Regions from separate parts of the Mus musculus genome. Here all the other regions are linked to region 1. The links are chromatin loops, found by intact Hi-C in ENCODE. Cell type or tissue: left cerebral cortex. All regions are shown on one strand. Each heading gives the region's core, and the rest is flanking DNA. Links, peaks and the distances in the headings are about the cores only.

Region 1 (10,670 bases), core at 2,671-10,670:
TTTATGGTTGGGGGTCAGCACAACATGAGGGACTATATTAAAGAGTCATAGCATTAGGAAAGTTGCGAGCCACTGCTATAGAATGATAAATGTTTGCCTGACAAACTGAATATAGGGTGTACTGGCTAGTTTTGTGTCAACTTGACACAGCTGGAGTTATCACAGAGAAAGGAGCTTCAGTTGAGGAAATGCGTCCATGAGATCTAACTGTAAGACATTTTCTCAATTAGTGATCAAGAGGGAAAGGCCCCTTGTGGGTGGGACCATCTCTGGGCTGGTAGTCTTGGGTTCTATAAGAGAGCAGGCTGAGCAAGCCAGGTGAGGCAAGCCAGTAAAGAACATCCCTCCATGGCCTCTGCATCAGCTCCTGCTTTCTCACCTGCTTGAGTTCTAGTCCTGACTTCCTTGGTGATGAACAGCAGTATGGAAGTGTAAGCCAAATAAACCCTTTCCTCCCCAACTTGCTTCTTGGCCATGATGTTTGTGCAGGAATAGAAACATTGACTAAGACATAGGGTATATTACTTTTAGGGACACAAGCTGGTACTTATATATTTTTTTTACTCTGGGATAATCATAGGAATGACATGAAAGTTATAGAAGAAAGATAAGGAGGGAGTCTCCAGGAGAAGATCAAGTGGCTGATGTCATCCAATGCAGGGTGTCAAAGTAGGACTTTTTGCAGGAGTGGCTAGAAAGACTTGGTAAAGACAAGTGTTTGAAGATTTCCCATTTTAAACCCTGAAAACCACCATGTATCCCTTGCCATCAATGATATCCAAGAAAAAAGATAAAATCCATTATATCCTTGGAGAGATATGCTTTTGCAAGGGGCCTGTGATTGCATAACTAGTTGCCTTCCAGATGGAGCAGAAACCACCTGCATGTGTGAGGTGTGGCAGCTATGTATCCTGTGGAAAGATGAACACATAGAAGCTACAAGGTCATTTCACAGACCCACCATGCATTCCAGGTTTCCTAGTTGTCTTTATTACTTTTGAATTTCTTTTTGGGGGTGTGGGAGGGGTGTAGGAAAGAAGATAATGGCCTATGGTAGAAAGTATGAAGAGAATGGAATAGACTAAACTGGACAAGAAGTTGGGGCTATGATCCAGACTCTAGCCTAAAGAGAGGGAGGTAAAAACAATGTTGAATTGATTATAAGCTCATTTATGTAGAACTAGAAATATCTCAGTTTAGTTGTGGCTTCTGTACAGAGTTATACCCTTGGTTGTGAAAGGAGAAACGAATAATAGTTGCACCTGTTAAATGGGTACAACATGAGTCTACTCCCTGGAGTGAGCAATCCAGGATGTAGGTGCAGGCCTGTTGACTACATGTGGATTTTCCTCGTGGGCAGGCGGTTTCTTCTTAATGACTTTGGTCATTTCATTTTGTTTAAAATGTGCTCTTCTTGAGCATTCTGCATGCTTAGCAACCCCATTAAGGAGGCCAGTTCTACCTTTCATCATGTCTCAACCCAGCTCTTAGCTGTAGCTAAGACCCTACTTAGCACTCACTCGGATTACTGTAGTATCCTCTGATTCAAAGCCCTTTCCTCCAGGTTTGCCCTGTTTTGCAAGATGTGTGCGGATTGCATTTGTTAACTACAACTCCTTAAAGCTCCTTAAAACCCCTCATTGGAGCCCCGTCCATTACAAATGAAGTACACACTTCTCACAATGGCATAAAAGCCACTTTGTAACCACCTCTGAGCTTTTCAACAGTGGGAGCCTTCTTCCTTCTTTAGGATCCTTCAGTTCCGTCTGCATTATATGCTCTAAATCTGGGCATTTGTACTGTTCTTTCTGGCCCGATGCCCCTCTTTCCCAACCATACGCCATGTGCACCCCCACTCATGCTCAGGTTTTTTAGGTTCCTTTGGGTTTTTTTTTAAGGTTTATTTGTGTGTGTGTGTGTGTGTGTGTGTGTGTGTGTGTGTGTGCACGCGCACATGCACCTTATTATATGTACACATTATGGATGCAGGTAGCTACAGGAGCCAGAAGAGTGTTTCTCCAGGAACTGACATTACAAGTAGTTGTGAGCCACCATGCAGGTGCTGAGAACTAATCCTGGATCCTCTGCAAGAGCAGTAAGTGCTTTTAACCAGGAAGTCAACTGTCTAGCTCCTCCCTATATTATCTAGAAGAACAATTGAAGATTCTAAGGTGGTAAGCTTTCACTATGTTAAGATTCGGATTTGACGTTTTATAATCTCTGACATCATCATATCATATCAATAACGATTGGATATGAGCAACATTAAATCCACTCTTTAATCAATTACTAGTATCATGCTCAAAGTGTCAAGTTAGATCTCAACTAACTTGATAAGCAGTAGTCATTTTCTGCCAGTATGGAAGTCACAGGCAGGACAGATAGAGCCATGCAGGATGCAAAGCAGCATGAAAGATCTGCAGAGTCACCCAGTAGGCTGCATCCAGCTTTCCTAGTGACCAGAGGAGACACACAAATTAAAGAAATATTAAAGGGTCAGTCAATGGGATTTGCTGGGCAGGGAAGTGATGAAGCCAAATTCCAGGAGAGAGAATTAGAGTCTCTTATTACTTTGATAGTTCATATAGTACTACTGCAGATGGGTAAGTTAGTGAGAAATGCACAAGTAAATGCATCGTAGACAGAATTAGTCACTCCATGGTGAGGGTGGGAGTGTTTTCACGTTGATTTGTATTCACCGCCTGATCGTCTCTTTCCTTTCTGTGGGACACATATGATCTTGAAAGTCTTTTTGAAAGCAGTGGTCTCTGAAAGTTTCACTCAGCACAGTCAGAGCCTTGCTGATTCCAGCGTTATTACCATACGATGCTCTCTGTGTTGACTTCAATTCACATAACATTCAGAGCTGATGGGCTTATTTGGGGTGTTTGGACATATTTACATTTGTGCATAGGAAAGCATCTTTCTGAACTGTGACAGCAAACTGTGAATTCCACCAGGAAACGGGGCCTCAGAATATTGGCAGGGTTCTCGTGTTCACTGGAATCTGTATTTAAATATCTGCGGGACCTGTCTTGTGGGACACATATGTTCTTATTAATTGATTGCATGTTAATAAAAATAACAAGTTAACAGTTTTAACGCTTTTTCAATGGAAGTGCTAGCATGATAAAACAGGCTCCCCTCAACTTCTGTTTGTTTGGATTCTACTTAACTGAAGATGAAGAAACAGCAGAGTTTACTTTTAAAATGAGACACTCTTTCTACCATCCCAGTACCTGGGAGACTGAGGCAGAAGGACCACTTCAAGGCTAGCCTGGGCTACATAGAAACACCCTGTCCCAAAAGAGCAAAGAAACAGATACAGGTGCAAGTGTGTGCACATGCACACTCCTCCTCATTCTTCCGCCCTTCCCCCTCTCTGATACACACATTTACACACTCATATACATGCACACACAGAAGCACACCTGTATGTATACACACATAGAGATTTATAGTTCTTCACATATACTGACTGTGGAATGTTTCCAGTAAAGTACTGCCCCTCCCTGCCTTACAGTCTCCTTCAACAGACATATTCAGACCAGCCTATTTTTTCTTTAATAATTTCTATCCTGATTATAGAGACTCTAAGCCACAAATATATGAATGCAGACATTCTGGTTCAATTTGCATTGTTCTTTCTCTTCAGCAAAAGGCATAAGAAGTATTTCTGCTGTGTACAACATTGAAGTAGGAGTTCAATCAATCTGAGGATACCAGGAACCTAGTGCATTCAAGGTCTAACTTGATTTTAAACCATTGAACACTCAAGTCTCTGGGGTGTTGGAATGAAGAATACTAGCTATAGAGCAGGGATGTGGTAGGGCAGAATTCAGCACGCTCAATGGAATTACTGAGGATCAATGAGTAATGAATATGTTTGTGTTGCAAGATTTCTGAGCTGTTTAAGTCATTAGGAAACACTTCTCATTGCTTCTTGAAGAAGGGAAGCTCATGGTACGAGAACCTCTTACACCAGCAATTCCACTTGGCCTCAAGAGAGGGTGGATCTGAGGACAGGGAGCTGGAGAGTGGTGAGTAAGATTTGATAAAGCAGAATCATTGCCTTTCAGTGATGTTTGCACTTATATGTATTTTATTCTAGGAGATTACTCCTAATAACACAATTTTGTTTTTATTTAGGACAATGAATTTGTTGTTCTGTTGAGGAAAATTCTAGCCTGACTAATGCCAGAGGATGGTGACCTGAGGCGTTGTTGATGAGTCTGAAGGTGGAAGCAGGCAGACTGTCCGCCTACTTCCTGCCTGAGATTCCTACCTTCACTTCAAAAACAAGACGCTGGTTCAACTTCAGAGGCAGAACCAAATCATGAGCACAATTAATAAAGGATAAGGAACTGCCTGTTTGGGCATTCAACACTGTTGGCAATCATTTTATGAATCTGCCATAATCTTCTTCCTAAACTCGGTGCCTTCTTTGGCTGTCTCTAGAAGGTTCCATTCACTCTCAGCTATCATCTCACTCACATTTGAGAACTCTAGTTCCAACAGGTACCTTCTCATCCTCTCACACTGTTGAGCCACATGCTCATCAGCACACGCCCATAATGGACTTCCTGTTAGTGTTAGTGTCCCTATCGGTATGTGAGGACATGCCACTTGAGAACTGCTTCCTATGTGTCCTCCCTCTAAAACGTCCTATATTTGTAAAATGTCCTCTCTCTACTCTCCACGTCAAATAGGACCTTGAATTTCAACTAGTTTATAGATATGATTTAAAATTTCCTATCCCTGTGAAAGTCAACCTATGCCAAACCAAGCATGCCTGACACATGTCTTCCTCATACTACAGCACTGTGTCTCTGATAATTTTTACACATTCTCACCTATGCATGACTTCTGCTCCAAACTTCCCACTTTCTGAGGGTGTGCGATTCCAAGTCACATATCTGCTGTGTTTTATTTAAATATTTAATAGCTGTCAAGACAGTTATCACCCTGTCCTGTTGGGTAAAACTCAGTAGCTTAAAACAGCAATTAATTATCAATAAGGAGCTTATGGATTTTCTGGATACTTAATTCAATTAAGTTAGGGTTAGGGTTAGGGTTACGGTTAGGGTTAGGTTTTGCTGAATTAGGCTGGGATAGTTCTCAAATGCTCCAGGATAAACTAAAACTGTGGCTTTGCATTTTTTTTTTGTGCTTTTAGAGCTTTATTGTAGAAAGACAGAGAGAAAGAGAGAAGGTAGAAAGAAAGAGAGAGGCCGGCCATGGCCACGTGGAGAGAGAGGGGAAGGGAGAGTGAGAAGGAGGGCTAGAGAGGAGAGTAAGAAAGGTGAGAGCTTAAAAAGCAGCTTTACCTATTTGACCAATAGTATTCTACTATCTTTTCCTAGCTACAAAGCAATGGTGGTGCTAACCCATGCCAAGCTTGAGCTTTTACATCGTTCAGAGGCACAGTCTAACTCTGTGGTTCAAGCCACCTTCCAGTCCTCCCCTGTTCTGCTGTTACAGACAGGAATCACCATCCCTGGCTAATTCTTGACTGTGTGTTTGCTAATATGGAGAAAAATATTTTGATCTCTACATTTATCTCCAATTTGGCAAATACCATAGTGTTGTTTTCAGGTGTAGTGAAGATGAGTAAGAACTCAGTAGAGTCTTTTCCCAGTTTATATTGTCTTCACAAAGGATCACAACAATAATAGGGAAGAATTAAATATGCTTAGGATTATTCATCTCTTCCTGTAGAACTGTGTGAAGAAAAAATGTTTTTTAGGATAAGTACATGCTGAGAAAGAGAGAGAGAGAGAGAGAGAGAGAGAGAGAGAGAGAGAGAGAGAGAGAGAGAGAGAGAGAGAGAGATATTTTGGTATGACTGGAAAGGCTTGCAGCAAAGTGGGTTATCTCTGAAATACATGAAATCTTTTCACATGTAAATAAAGTAAAACTTGGCAGCTGTACCATCTGTGAGAATGTGAGAGTTCTGGGAAAATGAGTCATTCAGTGACAAAGATATGAAACCAGTTTTGAATGTAAAAATATGTGAGCTACTTAAGAGTGCCGGATGCTGGCGTTAGCACTTACTTCTGGCAGTAGAGTATCTAAGATTGACAGGGGTATTAAGAAATTAACAAAGACTCCAAGGTGTGAAGGGGGAAAGCAGTAAGTGGTTACTACCGTTAACACCACATTTTAAAAACTGGTCTAATGTGGAATCAAATCCTAAAGTGTTATGAGAGACCCCATAGTTCTTTGACAATCTCTGGGCCTAAAAGAGCCGAGCTATAGAGACAATGAACAGTTTGCCAGTGGGATGTATAGAGCAAAAGGCACATGCAGGACAGATGCAGCTTGCCACATCTCATTTCTTTCTTCTCTGTGTGGCATTGCCTTGCTTGTGAGAAAAGCCAGGTGCTAATTTTGATGTGTTTTTAAAGGGTTTATGTTCCCCAAATAATCTTGTGTCAGCTTAAAAAATTTTAGCCTGTGTTTAAGATAATATACTTAAGCTTCCACATGCAAAAAAAATTGACTTTTAAAAAATTTACACGAGACGAGAAAGACAATTAAATTTTGCCATGTAATTGCAAACCACAAGCTGTGCTCAGAGCTGTCCTCCACATCATGCCTTTTCCAATGGCAGCTCTCGTCACTGTATGTATCTAGCCTCACTTCCATCTCCCATCTCCATAAGAGGGCTCTCCAAATCTGAGTTAAAGTGGAAATTTCTCATAGGGAAACAAGAGCAGCTCTGTTTGTTTTCCTTGATAGTAAACACATACATCAGAGACAGGCTTCTTTGGAATGTTTTGGGCTTTTCTGTTTATTAAGGAATAAACTATTTTTTCTTGTAATGGAAGAAAAAGATCACCTAAAGCCCAGAAACTAACTTAATAAGTTTTCCTTATTCATAAAGTTGGGAAAGTAAGGAATCAAATGGAATTCCAATTTTCTCATCTGTTTCAAATATAAAATTGACTATTTCTGAGATTCTAAACTATAAAAATGATAACAATGTTTATGAAGTTTGGGAATTAAAATTTTTCTACATGTAGTGCTTGAAAATCTAACACTGGGAAGAGGTATAGTGGCACATGCCTTTAATCCCAGCACTAAGGAGGCAGAGCAGGCGGATCCCAGTGAGTTTGAAGCCTGAGCTATAGGATGAATCCTAGGACAGTGAGAACTTGACTCAAAACAAAAACACAAACAGACAAAACCCCCACCAAGGTCAACAATACTGCTAGTGCTCAGCAGTGGGTATTTAGAAAGCTTCCTGGGAGGGAACTTGTGAGTAAGTGAAAGGTCTAGACACTGATGTCACACTGCCAGAGGAAAGCTAGAGCTGACACTGTTTCCCAGGCAACTCCAGGTCAAGTTCTGAGGCTCTAATGACCATTATGAGCAGGGAACTTTTCAAATGGCAGCTCTCATCACTCTATCTAGCTTCCGTTCCATTTCCCATCTTCCATAAGTGGGCTCTCCACATCTGAGTTAAAGTGGACATTCCTCACAGGGAAGCAAGGGACCAGCTCTACTAGATGTCTGTTTCTCCACACAAGGCCTAAGATAATTTATACATTGAACTAACAATGTACACGAGCTCTCAGAATGTAGCTCATTTAATAAGGAGAGCAGGGTAGCGCATACTAATTATTTTTGTTGGAGGTTCACTTCTTTACAAACTACAGAATTTATCCAGATATCTACTCTCTCAGATGACCACCTTTTCTTTCAAAAATGTCCTTAAAACAGAGTAACATTATTTATGTAACTTGAAGTTAGGCAGGGATAACTGTGATGGGACCCATTTCTTCTAAGGTGACTTCTAACATCATTTGTTTCTGTCTCTGTTCTCACAGACAGTTTAGAAATGCTTTTTGAACTGCCAATGAAATATTATGGTTTTCTTGCTAATTAATAAATTAAAGTATTTGCATATTCATTTCAGAGGTGTCTAAGGAACAAAATTATATTCTCCTCTTAAAAACTATTGAATAGGAAGAATACCTAATAAAGCACCTTCTAAGCCAATAAAAAGAAATGTGAAAATATACTGGAGTGATTGTTTGCTGTTTAAGTGTTAAAATTCAAGTTTCTCGCTTTCCTTAACTTGCTTCATACTAAACGCCATCCAGGAGAAATGACACCATGTTACTTATTTTTTAATTCTGTGACCTATATTAAATATGTGACATGAAAGTTTATAGTAAACATCAGGTGCACAGTTGCAGACCTTTAATATCAACAGAATGTGTATCCCACTCTATGCCTATGGACTTGGATGTGTGGAGCACATTCAGTTGGTGGCTCTGTAGTTCACATGGACTTCTGGTTTCATGTCGCACACCATGCTCAATAGCTGCTTAATCACGCTTTCCATACACTTGTTGTAGCTTCCGTTCAATTCTTTGATCTTCTCTAGTGTCTGCTCTTCTATTTCATCCGAGAGGTGGCTCTGAGAGCCCATTATCTGTGAAAGCAAAAGATGAGATTTATTTTAATGTATGCCACATCAAAACAGTTAAATTGAACTATTTTATGAACTTCAGCATATTTCTTTGATGGTCACTTTAAGGTGTGATTTTTTTATTATTATTTTTGCCAGCATTCTATCTTCCAGGAAGACCCTATTAGCATCTTAGTATGTAGTCATTAGTTAACTAAAATATAATGTAACAAAGAAAGTTATCGATTTAAAGGGAGCTGCAGCGAGCCACTGGGAGAGCGATCATTTTCTAAAAGCCAATGGCTTACTCTTAATTTCTCTCTTTCTCAAACCAAAAGGGTTGTGATCCCTTTGAGGATCAAATGATCCTTGCACAGGGGTTCCCTAAGACCATCATAAAGCACAGATACTTACATGACAATTCATAACAGTAGGAAAATTACAGTTATAGAGTTGCAATGAAATACTTTTATGGGGTCACCACAACATGAGGAACTGTGTTAAAGGGTCACAGCATAAGGCTGCGAGCCACTGCTCTAAGTTTAGCCACACCTCCTCTTCCTTTCTCCCTCCTCCTCTCCTTCCCTCTCTTTCTTTTCTGATATTTGAGTGTAACTCTCTCGTAGCCCATCTTTGCCTCAAATTCAATATGTAGCTGACAATGACATTGACCTTTTCATCTTCTTGTCTTCACCACTTTAGTGTGTCACAGTGCCCCATCTAGGGGTCCTGGGGATCGAACCCAGAACTTCACGAGTGTGCGGCAAGAACTCTATCAACTAAGCTACTTGATCTTTCTGATGTTTCTTCATTTCCTTTCTGTTTTAGAAGCTTTGTATTTAACACAGCCCCAGGCATGCATTAGTGACAGACTTGTGCTGCAGATTTGGTGGGTTACTTTAATTCCAGAGCACTGGTTCTCAACCTGTGGGTTGTGAGCCCCTTTGGGGAGAAGTCAGATGACTCTTTCATAGGGGTTGTATACCAAATATTCTGCATATGAGATATTTATATTATGCTTCATAACAGTAGCAAAATTATAGTTATGAACTAGCCCCCAAAATAATTTTTTGGTTAGGCGTCACCACAGCACAAGGAAATGTATTGAAAGGTTGCAGTATTAGGAAGAGGAAAAACCATTGATCTATAGTCTAGAAACTTACTGGGTCCTAAGATGGAAATGAAACACATTCTGGACTATTGGATCTACACTCATTTATGTTTATATTCCAAGAACCAGGAGGACAAGTCAAATCAAAGAATATAATTCTGAGAAGCTACAGTTCTTGAGAGCCAAGACAATTTTAACCCAAAGGAATTGGGATAACTGAGTGTGTAAGAAGTAAAATTTACGTACAGCTGATTCTATGTTTCAAAATAGTTGAGAACTACTTAACAAAACAATTCCACAAAACGTATTATTGATCCTAAATTCAGTAACTTAAGTGAGATTCTACAAAAATGGAACAAAGATTCAATTAAAAGTCTTACTTTATAAAAACCCAAAAGGTAAATACTTTTCAAAGTATTGCCTATACTCAGTACATGTCACAGAAGTATGAGGCTCCTCTCGTATTACAGAGAACTCAGCTCCTGTGCTCTGTAGCTCACACAGGCTTTGGCCTGAACATTTGGAGCATTTTATGAATTGGAAGTTGATCATCCTGCAGCATTCCATAATACACTTGAACCAAGAGTATTGTCCCTTCAGAGTTTCCCAATTTTTAAACCTTGCCTCATATTGATGCTGATGGTAAGAGACTTGATACTGTCCTTTATAATTGAAATATTTAAGTTGATGTGATAGAACAAGATGCTGACACCAGGAGGCCATGCCAGGGAAGATCTGCTCTAATGGTTTTATTCTCTGCTTGATGTAGCACAGGCTATGGTTACCCTCACATGTGCACCTTTGATTGCTTAGCTGTAAAACCGGCTAGGAAGTGTATTCTCCGAGTGATGAGGCATAATTATCCAATGCAGAGAGTCAAGCTCCTGTCTGATTTATATTGGATCCTTCCTGTGAACTAATGTTTCCAAAGGTTTAAACTAGCCAGTTTCTAAAATTATGGTCAGTTTTCTTCTAACTTTAAAATCAGATGTAGTGGTCACATCAGAAGCACTTACAGAAGATAGTCAAGGCTGGCTGTTGTTGGTGTACTGTTCTAGTATGCCATTCCCATGACAGGATTCACTAACAAGGGTAAGGACACAGGGAGATGCTTACTGACTTGCTATTTTTACAAGGGTC
Region 2 (10,670 bases), core at 867-8,866, 160 kb after region 1:
TAATCTGGGATGTGTTAAGATGTGGCCTCCACAGTCCTGTTGTGTTCCTATGCTGGGGTACCTTGGAGAATGTCAAGGGATGATGAGCACTTTGAGGAGGGGGAGGAGGAGAAGGGGGAGGAGGAGAAGGGGGAGGAGGAGGAGGAGAAGGGGGAGGAGGAGGGGGAGGAGGAGCAGGGGGAGCAAGAGGAGGAGCAGGAGGAACAAGAGGAAGAGGAGGCGCAGGAACAGGAGGAGGACGAGCAGGGGCAGGAGGAGGAGGAGCAGGGGGAGGAGGAGGAGGAGAAGGGGGAGGGGGAGGAGGAGCAGGGGGAGGGGGAGGAGGAGAAGGGGGAGGGGGAGGAGGAGAAGGGGGAGGAGGAGATGATGGTGATGATGGTGATGACTGCAACAATGATGATTTTTAAAAAAATATTTCCCCATTTTATTAAAAATAATGTCTTTTCTCATACAACATATCTGGATTAAAGTTTTTCCTCCCTCTTCTCCTCCCAGTTCCTCCCCATCTCCCCTCCCATCGGGATCCACTCCTTTTCTGTCTCTCATTAGAAAAGAGCAGTCTTCTAAGTGATAACAACAAAATGTAACCAAATAAAATTCACTAAGGTAAATCAAGATTCTTCATATCAAAGTTGGACAAGCAAACAACAGAAGGCAACGAGCCCAAAGGAAGGCACAAGAGTCAGAGACCCAATTGTCCACACACTCAGGAGTCCCATAAAAACACTAAACTGAATGCTGTAATTTATATATATGCAGAGAATTGGGTACAGGCCCATGCAGGCCCTGAGCCTGATGCTTTAGTCTCTGTGAGTTCACATGACCTGTCTCAGTTGATTTGGAAGGCCTTATTATCCTGGTGTCCTTCATCCAGTTTGGCTCTTACACTTTTTCTGCCTCCTCTTCTGTGGTCTAATGGGAAGGAATGGGTGGAAACATCTTATTTAGGACTGTGTGCTCCAAGCTCTCTGTGTTGTAATGTCTGCATGTGAGTCTCTGCTTTTGTTCCATCTCCTGCAGGAGGAAGCTTCTCTGATGGTGGTTGGATAGAATTTTGAGGTGATGATGGTTTTCAAGAAAGCCTCTCACCATAGCCCAAGATGGCCTCAAACTCACAATCTTCCCCCTCAACTTTTTTTGCCTTGAACATGGATCATTTGAAAACATCTGCATCCAGTTCAAAGACTCTGATGTTGCCATTACTACACATTAGTGTTGCCATAACCACACAGGAACTACCCATCTATGTTCTTACCCTTTTATTTTTATTTTTTATTAGATATTTTCTTTATTTACATTTCAAATGCTATCCCAAAAGTTCCCTATATCCTCCGCCCACCCTGCTCCCCTACCTACTCACCCTTAAATTGAAGGCATTTATTATAAGACAAGAAAACAAAAATGGGAAACAATTTTTCTCACATGGCCACCTGGATTTACTTTCACTTTTGTTCACTGAGAATCTTGTGCAGCTAAGACTTGTCTGGAATTTGCTCTGATCTAAGGATGCTCTTGAACTCAGGAGCCCCCAGCTTTCCTCTCCCAGTTGTGAAGGTTTCGCTGTGTTCCACTTCGTCCAGGGTTTCAGTCTTTACTTTCCTCTTCCTTGCTTACTTAGTTAATTAACATAATTGAAATTGATAACATGATACTTTTAGCCAAATATAAAAGAGCGAAAGCACATGATGTTTATTAGTGTTGCACGCATGTTATTAGTACTCAAATATAATCACAAACAGAAAGCTGTATTTGATAGTGTGAGGGACAATTATCTGGGTTCAGAAGATAGGTAGACATTGTTTCTGTATTAAAATTTTTTTTTACTATCTGATCTTAAAGTGCCTTCATTCATTAAACATCTTCTGGTTTTGTCCTCAGTTGTATTTTGCAGGCTAACACTGTCCTTATTTTTAATTTATGATTTAAGCAGATTGGGAAAGCTAGGGTTGAATGTTTAATTGCACTATATGCCTACAGTCACCGAGACTACTATTTTGTTCCTACCTTGACTCCTGTATCTCTGTCATCACTTGGAAATATTATTCCACCATTTTTGAATGGTATATGAATTATAATATTTGATTTACAAAAGATTTTAGACAGTGTCTCTTAGTTGCCCCCACCTCCCTCCCTCTTTCTGACTTTGAATGCCTGATTTTTTTTCTCCTGCTCTTTGTTTCCAGACACAATGTGTCCCAGTTCTGAGGTCCTGAGTTAGAGCTAGTTCCAATTCCTCTTGCTCTTGTGTTGTTTCTGTTTGTACTTTGTTGCTCTGTGGTGTATCCTGCTGTCTGTCTGTCTTGTATTTCTTTGATGTCCATTTGAATGAGGGAAGCCTGAGAAAATGTATGTTGCCACTCTCTGAGCCTTGGTATAGCTTATACACTCATAGGTCTCATGAGATGGAAAGACAGCCGAAAGGCATGGGCTCTCTGGCTTTTAGTTTCCTTTCCCACAATCTGAACTCCATCTCAATAGACACTGGCAGGGTATTCTGCTGGCCAGTGAGCATAAATCGCTGTGATTATTTTCTAGAGGTAGGCAGCCATTCTTTTATTCTATAGAGTCAAGATGCAATGCTAACACAACCAATATTTTAACATAATGCTGATAGAAAGAACTAGGGCAATTATTTTTAAATACATCCTACTTCAAGTCTAATATGCCCTCATATGCTATGTTTGTCCCCTGCTTAATTACATAGAAAATACAGAGAAGAATGGCTGCCTTGTATGGCTTACTGAGATGGCTAAATTAAAAACAACTGTTGGCCAAGTGACACTGGCATTGTCTGATTGTGATAGGATTTCAGTGAGTTGTTTACACTCTGTGTTCCATCAGTGGATGGAAGCAAGAAGGACCACTTCTGATAGTTCCCTCATTTTTTCTTAGTTCTCTATTTGTGTGTGTGTGTGTGTGTGTGTGTGTGTGTGTGTGTGTGTGTGTGTGTGTGTGTTTGTGTGTGTGTGTGTGTATTACTGGAGAAGGATCCCAGACGTTCTCACATGGTAGTCAAATGCTCTCCACTTCAGAACTCTTACCTTGTATGTTTTTCCCTCGAGACACAATATTACCAAGTTGCCCAATCTGGCCTTGGATTCACTCTGCAGCCCAGTCTGGTTTTGAAATTGTGACTCTAACTGGGATTACATGGCTATGCTACCGTGCACAGTTTATGTAACATTGATCAGAACTCCTTTGTCATTACAGACCAGATCATATACCTAGAATTACCATTCTAGGGTAGAATATACCATTTATACCATTTATAGAATGGACATAGTAGATGCAATCCTCCATTTTTATTGATGCCCACTGATATTGCCACACTAAGAAGAGAAAGCGTGCATGCTGCTCTGGCTGCCTCTTTTGTGTTTATCCACTGGTCCCACTTTTGTACAGCCTTTGGGCTCATGGAGGGAAGTTATGCAGATATACATTCCAAATCTTCAAAACACTCCCTCTTCTTTTTAGGCTAGTACCCAGAGTAAGTATTATTTCCTCTATTCTGCTCCCACTCTTCTGTCCTTGCAAAGCAGACAGACTTAAATCCCCTCATGGGATCCACGGGGTTCTCTTTCTTTCCTTTTGTTTTGGAAGGGAGGTTGGTGGTGGAATAGATGATATTTAAAGCCCAAATATGTCCTTTGAAATGTCATTTCCACTCAAACTGATTCCTACTTTTTCTTAAATCTCTGATGGCAGACTTAGGGGTGTGACTTCAAGGTAACTTTGATTTGCAAACATTTAAACATTTCCAGTTGTAAAAGAAACATATTGGGAAAGGTAAATTCGGTTAACAATACACGTGTTAGAATAACAGAGCTTTGAAGATCAAGGGCTCTGTCATCTCCATGTTCACGTGTTTAATGTATCTAGTCAATTCCGCTGGTAATTCACAACAGGATTATAATGGGGAAATGCTCACCAGGTGATGATTTACAGATTTCTGGTTCTCTGGTGCCATCTACTGAAATATTGCTAAAGAAAAAAAAAGACAGGAAAATTGTGTAACCAGAAGAGTAGAAGATTCTGTAACACATAGACACACTGAGTGTCTATGCTTGTGTGTAGAGTGCCCTGATTGTGTGTGTGTGTCTATACTTGTTGCATTTACAAATTTTAGAAAAAGACTTTAAAATCCATATTTTAGAAAAGTGATTTTCTTCCACTTTACTGTCATCTACCTGTAAACGTACTGTTCTTAATTTACACGCCTACTTCATGTATTTTTTCTTCAGCTATTGTTATTTTTTCTAAATTTTGTTCATACATATGGGTTTGTGTGTATGTGTTTGCATATGCGTATGTGTATGTGTATATGTATACATACACAAAACACACATATACATATATATACAGACATTCATATATATATGTGTGTGTGTGGAGAGAGAGAGAGAAAGAGAGAGAGAGAGAGAGAGAGAGAGATGAGATGTTACTTTTACTAACACTTCATCCTATTTGCACTGGTTATGAGTCACTTTGCAAAGGTTTTATTTCTCAATACCAGATGTATTGACAGCAGATGGGTTGCTTTGGGTGGATAGTGCTGCTGCTATAGAGGGAGCTGATCAGAATGCTACTTAGACTCATTTGCTCTGCAGGGCCCCAGCAGGTTACTCTGTGACCCTGTAAGCAGTCAAATGGAAGGCCATGTGCTAACTAAATGCACCCCCCACCCAGTCATTTCAGGTTTTTCTGTGTAACAATAAGGATCCTCGAAGGCTATGTCTACTTATGATTTTGGTGATAATCTATTCAGGTAATTTAGAAAGATTTCCAGAAACATGACAGACACATCTCTAACTGTTGTAGATCTTAAGTAGCACAACTCCTATAAATATTCATGTGAAGCCCTCTGCCTTCCAGTGTATTTGATATGTAAAGTATCCACAGAGGTAGCTGTTAGTATATGCAAAAGATCTTAAATAACATGGGCGTGGATGGCTTTCAGATAGTGGCTTTATAACTAGGCTATCTCTGTAGGGCAACTTTACTGCATTTCTGCCTTAAGATTCATAGTGTTTCTTTTGTGTTTTTTCCTTTAATGGGTAATACCTGGGAGATATTTATGTGTACTTTGAATCTTTATTGCCGAGGAGAATTCATAGTTTCTTAAAGTGATTAGTTTATACTCTAGATGATTTAAAAAATTATTTGGAGTTATTTTTAAAAGAATTTTTGACAGGTTAATCTTTTTCCATGCTGTTTATCATGTCGAATAAGAGAGCTACTGGTATTGAAAAATCTACCTGGAAGGACTTTGTAAACAAAACAAGCAATTTTGGTCTTATATTGGCTCTAAACCGTAGTTCTGAAGTACTGCAATTTTATTTCAAATAAGGTTAAGGTGTGTGTGTGTGTGTGTGTGTGTGTGTGTGTGTGTATGTGTGTGTGTGTGTGTGTGTGTGTGTGTGTGTCCTCTGTATGTCTGTCTCTGTCTTTGTGTCTGTGTGTAATATTTTATAAACAAAACAGAAACTAATGGCTCAGCCATGAAAATGCTGCCCTGTAGGTATAAAGACCTGAGTCCTGAGTCCCAGCAGCCACGTTAAACAAATAATCAAATAAGCTGAATATAGTGGCATTCAGTCACCTTTAATCGCAATGTGGGGAAGACAGGGACAGCAGGCTCCTTAGGCTTGCTGGCCACCAAATTAGCTGAATCCATGAACACTAGGTTCAGTGGGGGACCCTGTCTCCAAAAATAAGGTAGAGAGTGATTACCATTGACTACTGGCCTCCATCCATGCATATATACATCTGTGCCTGTGCACATATGAACACATGCATGCACTACTCCCCAGTTCATGCAAAGGTAATTTCATATAGTTTGTCTACATTCATTATTTACTTTTTACCATGAACATATGATAAGTGGTACGTTTATAGTCTTTTTATCAAATGTTTTGGCTTAGTATTACACGTTTTGGTGGCAATAAGCAACTAAGTTAGTACCATGAAACAGAGTGGTCTCCCAAATGAGTGGTGGAGTTAGTATAACCTACTCTAAAATGCCCCTTTCTTCTATGACCAAAGGGATTATTTGCTTGCTTCTTCTTCATAGTCATTGATCCTGTGGTTTCTGCCACCTTCAGAAAAGCATCCAATCCCTTGCCAGGGTCTCCAACATCTATACTTGAGTTCATGTCTGAAAACTGTCATCTGATAGCTTTGGCTTCCCCTTTATATATACTCTGTGTTCAAAGTCATCCAAGGATTTCTCTGTCACTGAGTACCTAGTAAGTAATACATACCCCCAATACAGTAGCTTCTCCTCCTTCTCCTCTTCATTATACTGTAGAGTTCTTTGCAATCATTATCAGTCCAAACAGGGTGCATATATTACTTAAATGTTTGTGCAGATTACTGGATGCATTTGTCCTTTGCATTGCTGACTTCTCAGGGGAGGGCCATGCCTTTACCATGCTCAACTCTCACTTCTAACAGCAGACCAGCAAAACAATAGCTACTTCCTAAAGATAAGTCAATGAAATGGTGTGAACCTCCAGGGAACCACATGGTGCTACTGAGAAGGGGTATATCAAACTCTCTCTAGATGTGGAAAAGTTTGAGAAACTGTTTGCTATGGTTTCATATAGTCAAAGCAACTTGAACATTTTAATCATGTTGGTACACTATATTCTTCACAATGAATGCAAGTTATTTTGTCTTTTTAAAAACATGATCTATTAATGACTGATATATTTATACTTTGTTTCTTCTCATTCTCTGCAAACCAACATAATTCTTAGAGGTGAATTTGGAAAGAAATTAGAATAGATCAGAGGATAGGATTGCTGTTAAAAGGAATATAAAAAAGAATAAGAAGTACTAGCTGACTAGCCAAAAAAAGGGGGGACAGTATTTCAAATAATATTTTCAAAACAATACAGTCATACAACACATACCGATGTCACAGTCATGAGTGGACCTTAGTTCTTCCACCCAGTGACATTATAGCCATTTTTAGTTGTGAAAATATACTCTATGGTGATTATTAGCAGTATTAGCATAATGGCAAAATCACCTCATTTTTTGTATATATATGCAATATCCTTCTGATCCGTGTCGTTGGCACATAATTTCAGAGAAACCTTTCTCCAAACAGTCTCTGTTCATTTCTTTCCTCTGATGGGAAGTACCTCATTAGCTTCGTCAGCTTTTAACTCATTTAACTCCTGCATTCTTAGACTCTTGTGTCAGCTACAGTGTCTATTTGTGTGCTCCAGGCATGCGTAGCACGAGCTCTCCCGTCTCCACAGGAATGCTTCCAAAATGTGCAATCAGCACCCATTCAAACTCGCCTCTTTCTCTTGAGAGGTTCCCTCTTTTAATTCAGTGAGAATGTCCACACTTCAGCAACTCAGTAATATGCACGGGACTGCTTCCTTTACTTAACTCTTCATTTTCTCCTTCAAGGACATGCAAAGTCTTGGGGGCTGCCACCTGAGTGTTTCAGGGATGCGTTTCACTCCAGTGTATTCGCCCATTGAGACCTTCTTATTGAGAGCATCATCACGAATTTGTGTGTGTGTGTGTGTGTGTGTGTGTGTGTGTGTGTGTGCGCGCGCGTGCACGCGCGCTTCTGGTACTCTTTGCATTTTTTTTTTTTTTGCTTCTAACTTAGTTCTATCTTGTGCTCATTTACAAAAATATTGATTCAAAATTCAAAAAAAGTGTCTATAGCCCTCCCGTTACAGGAATTGCTCTATAGGCTGACTCCAAACTGTGAACCCCGCCCCCCCACGCCTTCCTCTTCCTTTAGGACCACATCTTAGGTCATCCATTAGGTCAGCCTGTAGCTGTCTTCAAAACATCAAAACATTAACAGAAAGAAAAATTGGGAACTTGCTTTCATTAAGATGATATGTGCTGAAAATAAATATGAATAAAGTATATGATGTATACTTGCATGTATGCTTTAAATCTCAAAATTTCTAAAAGTGTGTTTATTTTTTTTTCAGGGCAAACACCTACACCCAGTGATGGTAAGAATTAATATTTGACTTTTAATATTTTATTTTTGTTACAACAATCATGTAGTTAATATAGATAAAGTTTTATACTTATTTGGAAAGAAGTTTAAAGAAGAAATTGTATAATAATGTGTGGTTCCTCACTGTCACATGCTCTTAAAATTCTTTCTAATATTAAATTTAGTGAATAGTTGAACATTCTTTAAATTTCATAATTATTATTGTGTTCAATTTAAAGTTTAACATTTCATTAAATTGACAATAAATGGCATAGAGAGTTTCTAATCCTTTTAAAAATTTAAGACTGTAAATAAATTTTGAAAATCTGTACATGGGATAAGATTTAAACAGAGAGAAAAAAACTGATCAGAATATATTGCATAAGAATATTCTTTTTTTAAAAAAAGCATTGAATTAGAAATGGGGTAGGAAGCCTAAAAACAACGTCACATGTTTTGTTATATAAGGACAAATGCATTATATAAATTAATTGGATCTAGAGTTCACTTATATTTAGATTTTAATAAAGGTTCACTTTTATTTAAAATTTCATTTTATAATGTTTTTTCAAGAGTAATTTGCCCTTTTTAAAGTTATGCTTGGAGATCTAATATTAAGATATGCTGCATTAATAGTTTACAAAGTTTCCTACTGTAATTCAATTAATTTTTTTCTAAAAGCTTTTGAGAAAATCAATGTAAATAGTGCTCATGCTGCCAGTGTGTTAAAAATTCTTTAATGACCAAATATAGATGTTAAAATTCTCTAAAGCCTAAACACACAGAGGAAGTGACCTGCAGGTGGGTAAAGGGAAGTTAGATCCCTTGCATGTTTCTGTTGCTGTAAATGCTTGTTTCCTGGTTAATCATGTGACTGACAGTATGTCTTAAGAAGGTAAGTGAGACCGTAAAACATGAGTGTTTTAATAACTTAAATGCACATTTCAAGGGGAGCAAATCTGAAATGCTAAAAGTTGATTATCCTAGGAATTATTTGTCATTAAATGCAACACTATGCAGATACTTACAAATCCCACTCCTGAGCCTTTAAAAAAAACCACATTCTTTTATTTTTTCAATGTCTAATATTGGAATTGTATAGTTTTAGTGTGTGGCAGAGACATTTGATAAAACACTTGCTGCAGAGCAGGTTGTGATTGGTTTATGCCAATTTCTTAAGTGAAATTTGACATTTTCCTTTACAAAATATTAAGCTACTCTCAGCTCACGTAGACGAGACATTGTTGCAGGAGAGGAAGGTGATGGGATGGAATGATAGCTTATTCTCTTACCTTGTTGAAAGTTAAGTTAGAATTGTGGCCTATAATACAAAGAGGAGCAGTGTCCCCAAATATCACCAATAGAAGATAATCAGTGAAAAACTCAGAATGTTCAAAATGAGGATTCAGGGACACTAGAGAATTGGCAAATTTGCAGTCATAGATTTTACTGCTGAGACTTGAACTTAAGTGTCTGCGAAGATATTAACACGAGAGACTTCTCTGAAGACATCTTCATACACCAAGGACTGAATTTGCTTTGCTGGAAAATGTCTTGAGGAACCACACTCTTCAAAGCAGCTTGGGTTTTTAACATTGAGGGTTTAAAATCCAAAAGCCTTTTGTAGTTGGTTTACTCCAAGGGAGTGTCAGTGTGTTTGATGGACAACTTGCTGCAATATTCTCTCAGGCCAGGAGACCATTGCAACCTTTCCAATTAGTTGATCTAACCAAAAAATAAATTGTCATCTGTAAAAGGGCGCTGAGTTAACACTATGTGCACCAGATTTAAAAATCCCTCCTTCCACCTCTCTTCTCTCCCTCTCTGCTTTTCTGTTTCCCACTTCCTCCTTCCTTTTTAAAAAATTTGGTCTTCCTTTTAATTCAATGCATAGTGGGTGAGGGACAATTAGGTTAGAAGAGTGGTCCTGAATATGAGAGGTATGTCTTACCTCTAGTTCAATTTGCAAAGGTTGTTTTAGTCTTTATTTGTTAAAGTGCAACTAGTTTTGAGGAAGTGAATCTTCAAAAACTGCGTATTTTAATACTCAAAGACGTTAATACACATTAAGCAAGGGACAATTAAAAATAACATCCCTAATAATCCGAGAGAGAGAACATGATGATTTTAAAAACTAAATTTAGGGGACTTTGGAGATGGCTCAGTGGATAAGAGAACAGGTGTCCTGAGTCCATTCCAGAGGTGAGTTCAGTTCCCAGAAACCATATGGTGGCTTACAACCATCTGTAATGGGATTTGGTGCCCTCTTCTGGCGATCAAGTTACATGCAGATAGATTTTATATATATGTGTATATATATATATATATATATATATATATATATATATATATATATATATGTAATTAAACAAAACTAAATTATAGATTATATATATTTATATATGTAATTAAACAAAACTAAATTTGATTTATTTCTCTTTTCACAAAAATAAAAACATTTTAAATAAAGGAAAACAGAGAAGTGTTTGATTTACCCCATGTGCAAACTCCTTGCAGACAGCTTACATATCCACACCCACTGAACAGTATTATCTTTCACTCCCTTCTGACACATCTGCCCTTTAGAACAGTAAGTTAGAACAAGTTTATTTCAGCATCACATGTCTCTGATTAAAAGGCAAACACATTTTCATAGTTTTATAAGAGCAGATCACTTGCACTTCAGTTT
Region 3 (10,670 bases), core at 1,831-9,830, 140 kb after region 1:
TGAATGAAGACACTCTGGCAATACAATGGCTCTGCAGGCAAGACTGAACTTAGCCTACTTCCTTTGTGTAATTCTGCAGTACCTGGGCCTGAGCCCTGCTGAGTACACCTGCTCCCTTCTGTACCCAGTTGAATTCCTGTTCCTTTCAGGCTATTAGCAAAGCCAAAGCAAGCTGCTAGTGGTTACAATTAGAATAATAATGGTCTTTAACTTTTTTTTCTATTTTTTTAAAATGTATAGCTGTCAGGAGCACCTTGGCTATGAGATTCCATTATCTAATTAAGTAAGCTTTAAAGTGACTGAAATATAAAAGGGCACAGATGGGTTTGCTGAAATAGACTCAGTCAGTCCTCAGTCTGAGCAATTCGAGGTACCAGCAAGTCTCTGGGATAAGTTGAAGGAGTCAGTGAAGTGAGCAGCTTGGTCTAATGAACATGGTCTGAGTAGGAGTGCCAGAGTCATTCTGCTGTTCTCAACCCAGGCCTAGTGTGGCCACCATAGTATCTAATTTTGTTATGCAGAGTAGTTTATGACCATTGAGACTTCAATAGCCAGACATCTTGAATCAGAGATCAGCTCAGTCTCTTCATTTCTTTGGGGAAGTTAGTTAAATGCTTTGTGCCCATTTCACTAGCTGTAAATGATAAAAATTTGACTGTCCCTTCTCAAGTACTAAGGGGTAAAGTGAATGCCCATAAAACTACGAAATGGATTTTACAAATTATTATAACTGCTATTATATTTTTAGAATTATTCCTTTAAGCATTACCTGGCCAGTAATGGAGCTCACATGATAGAAAATTTAGGACATTTGAGAAAACAAGAAAAAAAATTTTTTTTCTATTTTATTTTGTGTCATCTAAGGAAAAGTTTGTGTAACAGTAAGAATACATGGGGGCAACCAAAAAGTAAAATAAGATTCCGTAAAAGATTTTCTGCTAGAGATTTTTATGTATTTCTATGAAAGTAAAGGCAAACATACATGCATCCTTGTGGGTCAAGGAGGGAAGCGTGGTCTTTTATTTATGTCTGTGGGCAGCTGTGAGAAATAAGGAACAGACAATCTTCCCATATTTAAAAGGAACTGTACGGAGATGAGAAACATTTGTCTGAAATACAGGCTTGAAATGAACTCTGCCAAAATCGTGAAGTGTGTTTACAGCAATAACATTTTTTTTTAACTAGGAAGACTAAGTGTAAGATGCTGTGCTGTGGGTGAGAAAGATTAAGTCTCTACCTGCCCTGTATAGAACAAGTCTGTGCATCTCCATAAGGTTGCAACCATGTCCAGAGGGAAAAGGCAGATACTGCTATTTATGTCTCAGTAGAAAACAGAACTGCTTTGGCCCCTTTTGTGAAATATCATTTTTAATAGTAGTTAAGAAGTGGACATGCAAGAAACCATCACATGACTTGACACAGTCAGTCTTTTACAATGGTGGCCTGAGCATGTGTTCTGAGAGTCCAGGAGTTTCTCAGCCACATGTGCTCTCGTCTTCTCTTAGACATCTCCTTCAGCCTGGCCTATAGAAGCTCTCTAGTGGCTACTTTAGAAGATAGCAAAGTCTCTTCCTGGTTACTTTCAGCTCTGAGTGTTAGCTTGAGAATCAATACTCCACTCTTCCTCTGCTCTGACCTTGGAACTCCTCATAGACTTTAGCACGTTATGGAATGGTTCTTTTAGTTTTGTGCAATGCATATCAGTGATGAAAAGAGACCATGGTATCATTGCTCTATGAAGAATGATTTAGGCCTCTCATTTGCAAAATATATTTTGGATCGGAAGAGGTTGGAGACAGTACAAAGGAGATTTTTTTTCTAGACAAGTATGTTGTGTTATTCGTTATAATTTCAATGAATACTGTTTGACTGTGGGTACTCTGAGGGCTAGGTATGTAGGATGTGATGGGTTGAGCAGTAGGGGTGGCAGCACCCCAAATGCAGCTGCTTTCCATGGAGACTGCAGCACCCTTAAGTCAGACCCCACCTGCAGGTAAACTGTAATTATAAGCCTGATCCCTCCAGGCAATGCTGTATCTCCCAGAACAAATGAATCATCTACCCATTGAATGAAACCGCTTTCCCTGGTTCATCACTTTCTGATTGGTAAACACAATAAATCTTCAAGGGTGAACAGGGCATAGCAATAAATACAACAGCACAGAAGGGTATGTATGTTTGGCAGTGTGAGGTAAATAAGTTCCGATTGACATTTATTGAGGAAACTGTGAGAAGGCACAGGCAGAGGATCATACAGAGGATCATGCATTTGAGGCCAGTCTGGGCTAGTATAATGATATCTTGTCCTTAAGGTAACATAAAATTATAACAAAAGGTAATACACAAGAAATAAGTTACTATTCAATCTGCTCAAAACTTCACATTTAAAAAGACAGGGACTCTGTCTACACAGACTTGAATAGTAAAAGTAAAACACATGTATGTGAGAAGTGTGTGGGAGAGAGAAATATGTATGTAAAATTGTGTGTGCATGCACATCTGCTATATTCATGTAGGAAATAGAGAGTAGGAACAAGGGAGAGGAACTTTTGATGACCATAATAGCCTCGAACAGATTGCTTACTCCTGATAGATCTTTACTGAGCTAAAATATTTTTTAACAGATTATTTGTAAAAGTGGTCTATTTTATGAGGAAGCTAAAGTAACATCATTTGGTCATCTTATGTTGGTGCCATAGTGAATGTAAAGCAATAAGAATTTGTGTTACTTTATTAACTCAGGCGAGGCTGTGGTGTAGGGGCAATGTTTTAGTGTGCAGAGGAAAAAATATGAGAAGATGCTCAACTGGTTTGATTCCTTAACAGTAAGACCAGGTACAGACCACAAGGCATATAGCATCCCACGAGCAATGGGATCTTGAGGTAATGGACTTTCTATATACTTCCACCATGAATATGGTTTTAAAAATGCTAGGTTCATTTGAATCTGCCATTTGTTAAATAACTGTATTTCAAAACATTACAAGACCTCTTAGTAAAGTTCTATAGATTACTGTATCAGTTATCTTTCTATCCAGATGTCATACAAAGTAAAATACAAACGGAGTGATAGAACCTGAGTGCTAGACTGGGCATAAGCCCAGTGTTGCCATAAGCCATCCAAGCATCAGACACCAGAGTTCCAGACTGGACTAGAACAATGCCATAAGCCATCTAAGTATCAGCACCTCTCTTTCACTATATTCTATGTGTTCTTCCCTTCTCGCCTTCTATCAAACACCTGAACCTTTCATCAACCTTCTAGAAAAAGAGAGAAAGGCTAAAACAGCAACAAGTTTTACCTAGTAAGGCTTTATCCTTTTATTTAGAGATGCAAGTCTTCTCCAGAGGTTTATTGGGCTAGAAATGGATTCAGAGACAAATCACTGCTAGAAATAGTGGAAGAGGTATTGAGAAATAAACTATATTCATTTTAAAGATTCAATTTTAGAGTTAAAAATTGAAGAGCTAGGTTCTGAATAGGTTCGAAGTGTCTGCATATTGCCAAAGCCACATGTGATGACATCTCTTAAGGTTACTTTAAACACCGAGTTTCCTAATGTACAATGACAAAGGAAAATAGAATGGTGTTGTCTTAAATGGGAGTCATTAATGACAGAGGAATGCCAACTCTTGGCCACATGAGCTTTACAATCCAGTGTTTTTGTCTTAGCTGTATTGCTGATGGCCTTGTGAAGGAGTGCCCATTCGTTTTTCTGATCCTTAGCTATGCTACGGGTTGGTAGCTACCGAAAATTAAAGTCAGATCCAGCAAGACCACAGAAAAGAAAAATCTGGTCTCCATCTTGAAAATATATCTCTTCACTTCGTAGGAACAAGACCTGTGCACATATATACAAGCCACAATGTACAGCACACCATTCGATGTACAACAATATTTGTAATAACTACAATATCCAGAGGAGTGATACAACTTAACTCTTACGACTTTCAAAGATTATTATGTTGCAGGCATTCTAGACATTGACCAGTATGAGAAAATATAAAAATAAAATTGATGTTAGAGAAGTGAAGCCATTGGGCCTACATCTGTATGCAGCATAAGGGAAGGGGTGATTAAACACCACACAAGAATTATCATGTTGCTGATACTTCATGCAGAAGTACAAATTAAAATGAATTGTTCTAAGAGCAGATCACTGAGTGTTAAGCTGGTCAGGGATGAATATAGAAAGAAACATTAAGCAAAAACAGGCTGATATCATATATAAGTATATGGACAAAGTACCATAGTGGCTGAAGTTGTTGACATGTAGGTGGGCTTTGAAGACTGTGTAGAAGTTGGCTTCATTCAGAGAGAAAGAGTCTAGGATACAGAAAAAAAATACTTAAACGTTAGAAGAGTGGACTTTTCTGTATACACAGTAACATGTTGTGATTCATATGCAGTTAGACAGAGACAGTAAGATGGGTCTGAGTGTTTCACAAAGGCCACTCGCTACACTTGAAGGCAATGAGAAATGAATATCATCAAATGGTTTGGGAGAAAAACATATGATCAAGATGAAGGTGAGGATGAATAATAAGGAATTAGAAAGGCCCATACATACCAGGAGAGGGTGTAGAGGATGTGGGAGAAAGAGGAGTATAAGAGGAAGAGGAAGAGGAAGAGGAGGAGGAGGAGGAGGAGCAGTTTTCAGAAAATTCAAATACTTTTCAGGTTAGAAGACAAGAGGGAATGGCTGAGAATGGAACTGGAGGGGCAGAGAAACCAATGTATGGAAGACTCTGTGAACACTCTAAGAACAGAGAGGCCATAGGTAGCTCAGAATTCCAAATTATGTAGGACTATAGCTGTTGTTGCTTTGCTTCTATAAGAAGTAAGAATTTCCAAAGGGAAATGAAGAGCACAGAGAGGAAACCAGTCAACTCTGCATGAAGAACAGCAGTAGAATCATAGTGGGCTGTGGCAGAGCTCACTAGGGGCTGGGTTTGCAAGTACCGTAGCTGAAGGCCACGATCCACAATAGGATCCATTTTCTAATTCCACCTAAAAACATCAGCCTCAGAAGAACAAGGATAAGACAAGAAGTGGAGAGGAAAAGGAAGCCCTTTGGGTAAAGTGGTTTCATCATTTATGAAACTATTTATGAAAATAACCCCCAAAGGTAAATTTTTACATGTTTAATAGCTTCTAAAAATGAATTAGGCAGCTTGATGAGTTGCAGATCCAGCCGTGTGGCAGAGCACACTTTATGAGAACGGAAGGCAGAGAGCATAAAAGAAGGCACTGGGTGTCGGTGGGTGGGTGTGAGCCTGGAAGAGGCTGGCAGACAACCAGAGCCAAGCACATGGCCAGGGACAGAGAAGAATCTTCAGCCTCAGCTCTAAGAATTCGTCACTGCCAAACTCTCACATCTACCACAGTTTGAACCTTGATAATGAGCTTATTCAGTTTTGTGGTTACTATGCAACCATTTGCATATTTCTTTGTAACATCTGCCTAGTGTGCCAGTTTGAGATGCTATTTCAGCCATGGTATTTGAAGCAGAACCCATTTCTGGTCCAGGATTTTTTTCTCCACAGAGCAAATGATCAGCATATCTCTTAAGTATGTGTGCAGAGAGACACAACAAAGAGAGCTATAAAAGTCAGGGTTTGTTTTAAGTGAAACCTAGAGACATCGTTGTCATTGAGTCTTAAAGACTACTAAATGATTATACATGATTATACTTCCGTTCTCCTCAGTCCTTATGCTCAGCATCTCGAGAATCTTATTTGTATAAATACTGCATTTTAATTATCTATGTACATGGACTTTCTTCTACACTTTAGTGAAAGGATACTAACCATCCTCCATTAGATGACCCTGAATCCAGGCACATAATGACAGTACCAAGTAGACTGAGTGGGTTTTAAAACAAAACAAATGGCTCATGAAATTGGGAGGGAGTAGTGGAGAGACATCAAAAGCAAAGGAGCAAACAATTAGCTTGCATGTATGAAATTCTAAATAACAAAAATAACTGATATGATTTTGTTTTTCTCCTGTAAGAGTTTTGATTTAGAGCTTTCAAAATATTTTCTCCATGTTAAAATAACATAGGTTTTCCACTTTGAGTTAGCACTTAAGATTTATTTATCTCAGGAACTTTTCTAGAAATGTAGACATGTGTAAGGTGGTTCTGCAGAGAGAGTAACCCTGGCATAGCTCAGAGAGGGTATGCAGTGGGCATGTTCTAAAATGTCAAGTAAAATGTTCCTGTTGATGTTCTCAGGTTTTCTTTTTTAAAGAATCAACACTGTCAGCATAGATCTCTGTGAAGGAATATTTATAATCACTGAGCAGCAGCTTATGGTTTAGTAGGTATAAAAACACAGTTTCCTAAATATAGACCTGCTTAGCTCCTGACTGACGGCTTAGTAATTAAACAGCAATCACTGAAATATGTGAGACAGGAATGTAAAAAACTGTGAACACCCATGGGTCTTAAAACAAAGCAAACTGGAGCAGAGACTGAAAAACACACATTAGAGTATTAGTTGAGATATAATATGTTATATATATTAAAATCTGATTTGGGGAGAGTTAATTATAATGGAGATGAAAATAGAAAATAGGTCTTTGTCTACTCTTTCTTTCTTTCTTTCTTTCTTTCTTTCTTTCTTTCTTTCTTTCTTTCTTTCTTCCTCTTGTTCATTAATTCTTTCTTTCTCTCATTCTTTCTTTCCTTCTTTTTTTTCAACATATATAAGTAATTCTGGGTTCTTTTCATTTTTTCTTGCAGTTTTGGTACACAGTTAACCAGGGAAAATTGGAATTAGAGAAGGTGAAATATCCCAAGTGGAACTGCTTGTCCCATTTTTTACTTATTACAGTTTTCTTTGTGCATTATAGCATCAACTCTAATATTTATGTACTTATCTATATTCAACATGTAGATTTTATATAATATATTCCAATTAGAGAGTCCCCTCCCCCAATGCCTCCCAGATCCTCTCCACTTCTCCACCTCCTAAGTCCACATCCTTTCTTTCATTCTCTTATCAGGATACAAATAGTCATTAAAAAAACAAACTCACAACAACAACAACAACAAACAATAAGAAACAAAACACATTAGGACTTTCTAACTAGTATCTTTGAGCTCTTTCTTGTGCTTCATAGAATCAGAAAAAATCTTTTGTTCATCTGGGCACAATGGCACATTCCTATAATGTTAGCAGCCATTATAAGGTTATCTGACAGGCAGAGGTGAGTGTATCTCACATGTAGACCAATGCCAGCTCTGTCTACACAGAGGGTCGCAGGTCAGCCAGGATTCTGGGTGTGAATCTATTAGCTTTTGTGCTAGTTTCCCTGTCTACATTCTGCTATGCCTGTTACTCACTTGCTTTGTAGCTCCTCCTAGCAGGACCCTGAAAGTACCGCCATGCACACAGCGATAGCATCTCACCTGGATCCTTTCTTTAACACATTAAATCCAGTGGGCTAAGCATAGGCATTTTCTTGACATCACCTCTCAAAAGGGTTTGACCTTACTGATAACCTCCTTTCTGAAGTCTGGGCTCTCCCAGCTCCCACCTGGAATTTTTGGTTTTTCCTACTGCTGGTCCTGGACTTCTGTTGGTATGTTTTCTATTCCAGAGACCCCATCCTACTCTTCCTCCCACAGTATCTAAAGGACATCACCCATGCCACTACTTAGTTTAATTGGTGATTTCTGTCTGTCTGTCTTCAGCTCTACTCTTTCTTCTATAGCAAAGACCTATTTTTATTTTTTCAGCAATATATTTAACACATCTGATACATGCCCTTGAGATACCATGAATTTAGCTTTATCAAAATTGTATGCAAACTTTGTGTTAATCTTCCTTGCTCACACATTCTGCCCACAGATTCTACCCACTTACTCCAATGGAAAGTCCTGGTCATGTTCCATACACCATTACATTATCCCTAAGGCTGTTTTAAGGTGTAAAGTGCTATTATTTTTTTCTTTGAACATGCCCATGTCTACTTTCATTGCTGCAACTCTGACTTGGCTACCTGCATTTTGACAGTCGTCTCTGGGGTTGCCATACTCCACAGCTTTCTTTTTCTTGCTAAGCAAACCTCCAGTTATGAAGGCTAACAACTTGTGTCTTTCTCTATTGTGAAATTCTTGATGGGGTCTTAGTATTTTCTTGAAACCCGACCTTAGGTTCTGATTAGACAGGATCAATTCTGATGAGTGTGTTATTTTTTTTTAGAGGTGCTATTGCTCAGACTAATGAGATACTAAAACATCTTGGGAAAACTGTTCCTTCATCTTGAAAACAGACAAATCCCCAGACTAGACAGATGGCCCTTCTCTGTGAATATTCTTTGAGAATGTGACAGTCATTTTAAGATCAAGTTAGTGGCTAGACCATTACCCTATAGATGTCAGAACAAACATAAAGATGGAATCTTAGGTTGAATGTTATGGGTTAGGATGAAATTAACCCAGATTTGTGAGATAATAAATTCCTTAGAGTTTAATCTATAAGTTCTTTTTATTTCACCTGCTAATTGTAGCAGAAACTTTTTCATAACACTAAACCATCTCATGACCTCTTGATCCACAGCCTCACATCTAACCTTATACTCCTGACTTCCCCTTTCCACAAACCCCAGATGTTCATCTACTTCCCGGCAGCCCACTGCTGCCAGGCAGACTTTTCAGCTGTGCCTGGAGGCCTTTTGTCACCAGAATTTCATTTTCTTTTCTAAAACCCGACAAAGCCTCTTTGGCCTCAAGCCACTTCCTCAGTTCAGGACCCAGCAGAGAGCCTCTATCCCATCTCCATAGTCAAGTAATCAGCATTGACTAGCCATAAAGAGGATGGCAGAGTTTCTAATACCACCAAAGATAAACTCAAAGTAGTGAATGGGGGATTTTATAAAGCAGTCTTGAGTGTGGAGGATAGAAGAGGCTGCATCATTGTGCTTTTGTCCAGAGATTTTCTCATTCCTTAATTGCTGGTATGTGACATGCTGTCTTCTGCAATCTCAGCCCCCACCATGTTTATGGTTAATATAATGATGGGCCATGGGTACAAGCATGACCTTAACGTTCTAGGGAAATTCCCAATTGCAAAGAAGTTAGTTCAAAGGGTGGAAAAGAAATTGTTGTTGAGATTTCTTCAAAGTGTTAACAAACACACATCAAAAAAAAACCAGAAAATGTCAACCTGTAATTTGGAAATAACGTTAGATTATAGAAACGCTCCAGAGGGTGTAGATTCCCCACACTCTGTCTGCTCAGTTTCTGCTGATAGCAATGTTTATCAAAATGCACATTTGTTAGAAATAACCATCAGTGGTACAACACTGCAAACTAACTTAGGGTTTCTGTTTGAATCCCATGCTTTTTTTTTTTTTTTTTAACTGAATGACCTTGCTTTCCATAACCTTGAACCTTTGAGTTCCTAGTAGATGTTTGGAATATTCTTGAATTTATGTTGGTATAGTAAACAAATAAAGCAGTAGTGTAGGTGATGCCCTTCAGATAGTGTGGGATTAGAGGACGTGGGTCCTAAGAATGTAAAACATACCAACATAAGTCCAAGTCTAACTTATGCCACTGGATGTTTAAGTTATTCCTTGAACATGGATGGTAATTGTAAATAAATTTCAGGATCACTTTGTTATCAACACTAATGTGCTTCTTAGGATTGCATAAGTTCATATTACTAACATATTGCTGTATGTTCACAACCACCCTGAAACTCGTACACACACACTTTCTGCTCTACTGCTCCACGAATACAGTGAGTGGTCCACACCCACACTATACAATGACTCTTGGTGTGTGTTTGCCTGAGCACAATGAATCATCCACCTCCCACACCAGGCAATGACAGTAGTTGAATGTGCATTACGGTGTGCACTCACGAGTATTAATGAGTACACAATTTTTTACAAAACAACTTTCCAGCAGATGTTTGTGACACCTTTCTGTAAGTGGTTGCATCCTGCTTTCGGTTTGTCTTCCTGGCCTTGACAATCACTGTCATCCTGGAGGGGCTGAGTGGTGGCTGGTTCTCTATGGAATCTATCTCTGATGGTCACCACATGATGGCAAGATAGGCTTTCTTCAGCTACCCAGTGCTCAGATATAAAGGAAAACATGCTGTTAGGATCTAGTCCAAGCAGTGTTAAGAGACAGTCTGGACTAAAGCTTAAGTGTCCCAGCTCACTGTAATCTAAACAGTCTATAGTCTCATAGAATATCTATTATAGAAACAGTAACCTGGAAAAAACAATAGACTGGGCAGGGGGGATAGGAGGAGGGCTAAACATTTGTAATTTAGTAATAGAACTTGCAGAGAGTGGCAAAATGTTATGGGAAAGGACAGCATATTCATGTGAGTTTAATACACTTACACTTCAGCAGATTACGCCCACAGGTTAGCACCCAGCAAATCAATAGACACTAACTACATCTTTTCAGATTCTCATCACTAACTGCCATCACTTTTGTTGTTGGAGGTTCCACACAGTCCTGTTGCTCACTTACTTAATTCTGCCATTTCATCTTCTATGTGCGTGAATGTGTCACCAGTCTTTGCAGTTAGTGGACTCAGTAGAAAAAACATTCCAGTTTATTAAAATATGGCTATTTGCTATGTAGGCATCTTCAAACAGTGGCTATTGTACACAATTCGTGCTCTAAGGGCAAAAT

The links. A loop is a pair of places that touch in the nucleus more often than their neighbours do. Peaks named below come from ENCODE experiments on the same cell type or tissue, not always from the same donor. Only the 100,000 strongest peaks of a DNase experiment are listed, where the experiment ranks them.
Region 2: it touches region 1 in a loop (2.1-fold over the local background); 8 of 42 quality-filtered maps call a loop at or near these places.
Region 3: it touches region 1 in a loop (8-fold over the local background); 7 of 42 quality-filtered maps call a loop at or near these places.

What each region holds. Positions count from the first base shown.
Region 1 is chr1:138,285,560-138,296,229 of GRCm38, reverse strand. It overlaps Atp6v1g3 (ATPase, H+ transporting, lysosomal V1 subunit G3), which reads right to left. Exons shown (of 3, transcript NM_177397.3): 3 at 6,768-8,443. The coding sequence ends at 8,270. Among named protein-coding and RNA genes, the nearest start is that of Atp6v1g3, 17 kb to the right of the region's middle. In left cerebral cortex, for the core only: no CTCF peak of the experiment used is centred there; DNase peaks (open chromatin) are centred at 5,449 and 5,955; H3K27ac peaks cover 340 bases.
Region 2 is chr1:138,123,627-138,134,296 of GRCm38, reverse strand. Ptprc (protein tyrosine phosphatase, receptor type, C) reads left to right here. Exons shown (of 32, transcript NM_001111316.2): 2 at 7,971-7,994. Among named protein-coding and RNA genes, the nearest start is that of Ptprc, 46 kb to the left of the region's middle. In left cerebral cortex, for the core only: a CTCF peak has its summit at 3,969 (motif pointing left); DNase peaks (open chromatin) are centred at 3,946 and 7,281.
Region 3 is chr1:138,143,742-138,154,411 of GRCm38, reverse strand. All of the region lies in intron 1 of Ptprc (protein tyrosine phosphatase, receptor type, C), which reads left to right. Among named protein-coding and RNA genes, the nearest start is that of Ptprc, 26 kb to the left of the region's middle. In left cerebral cortex, for the core only: no CTCF peak of the experiment used is centred there; DNase peaks (open chromatin) are centred at 5,369 and 9,795; H3K27ac peaks cover 895 bases.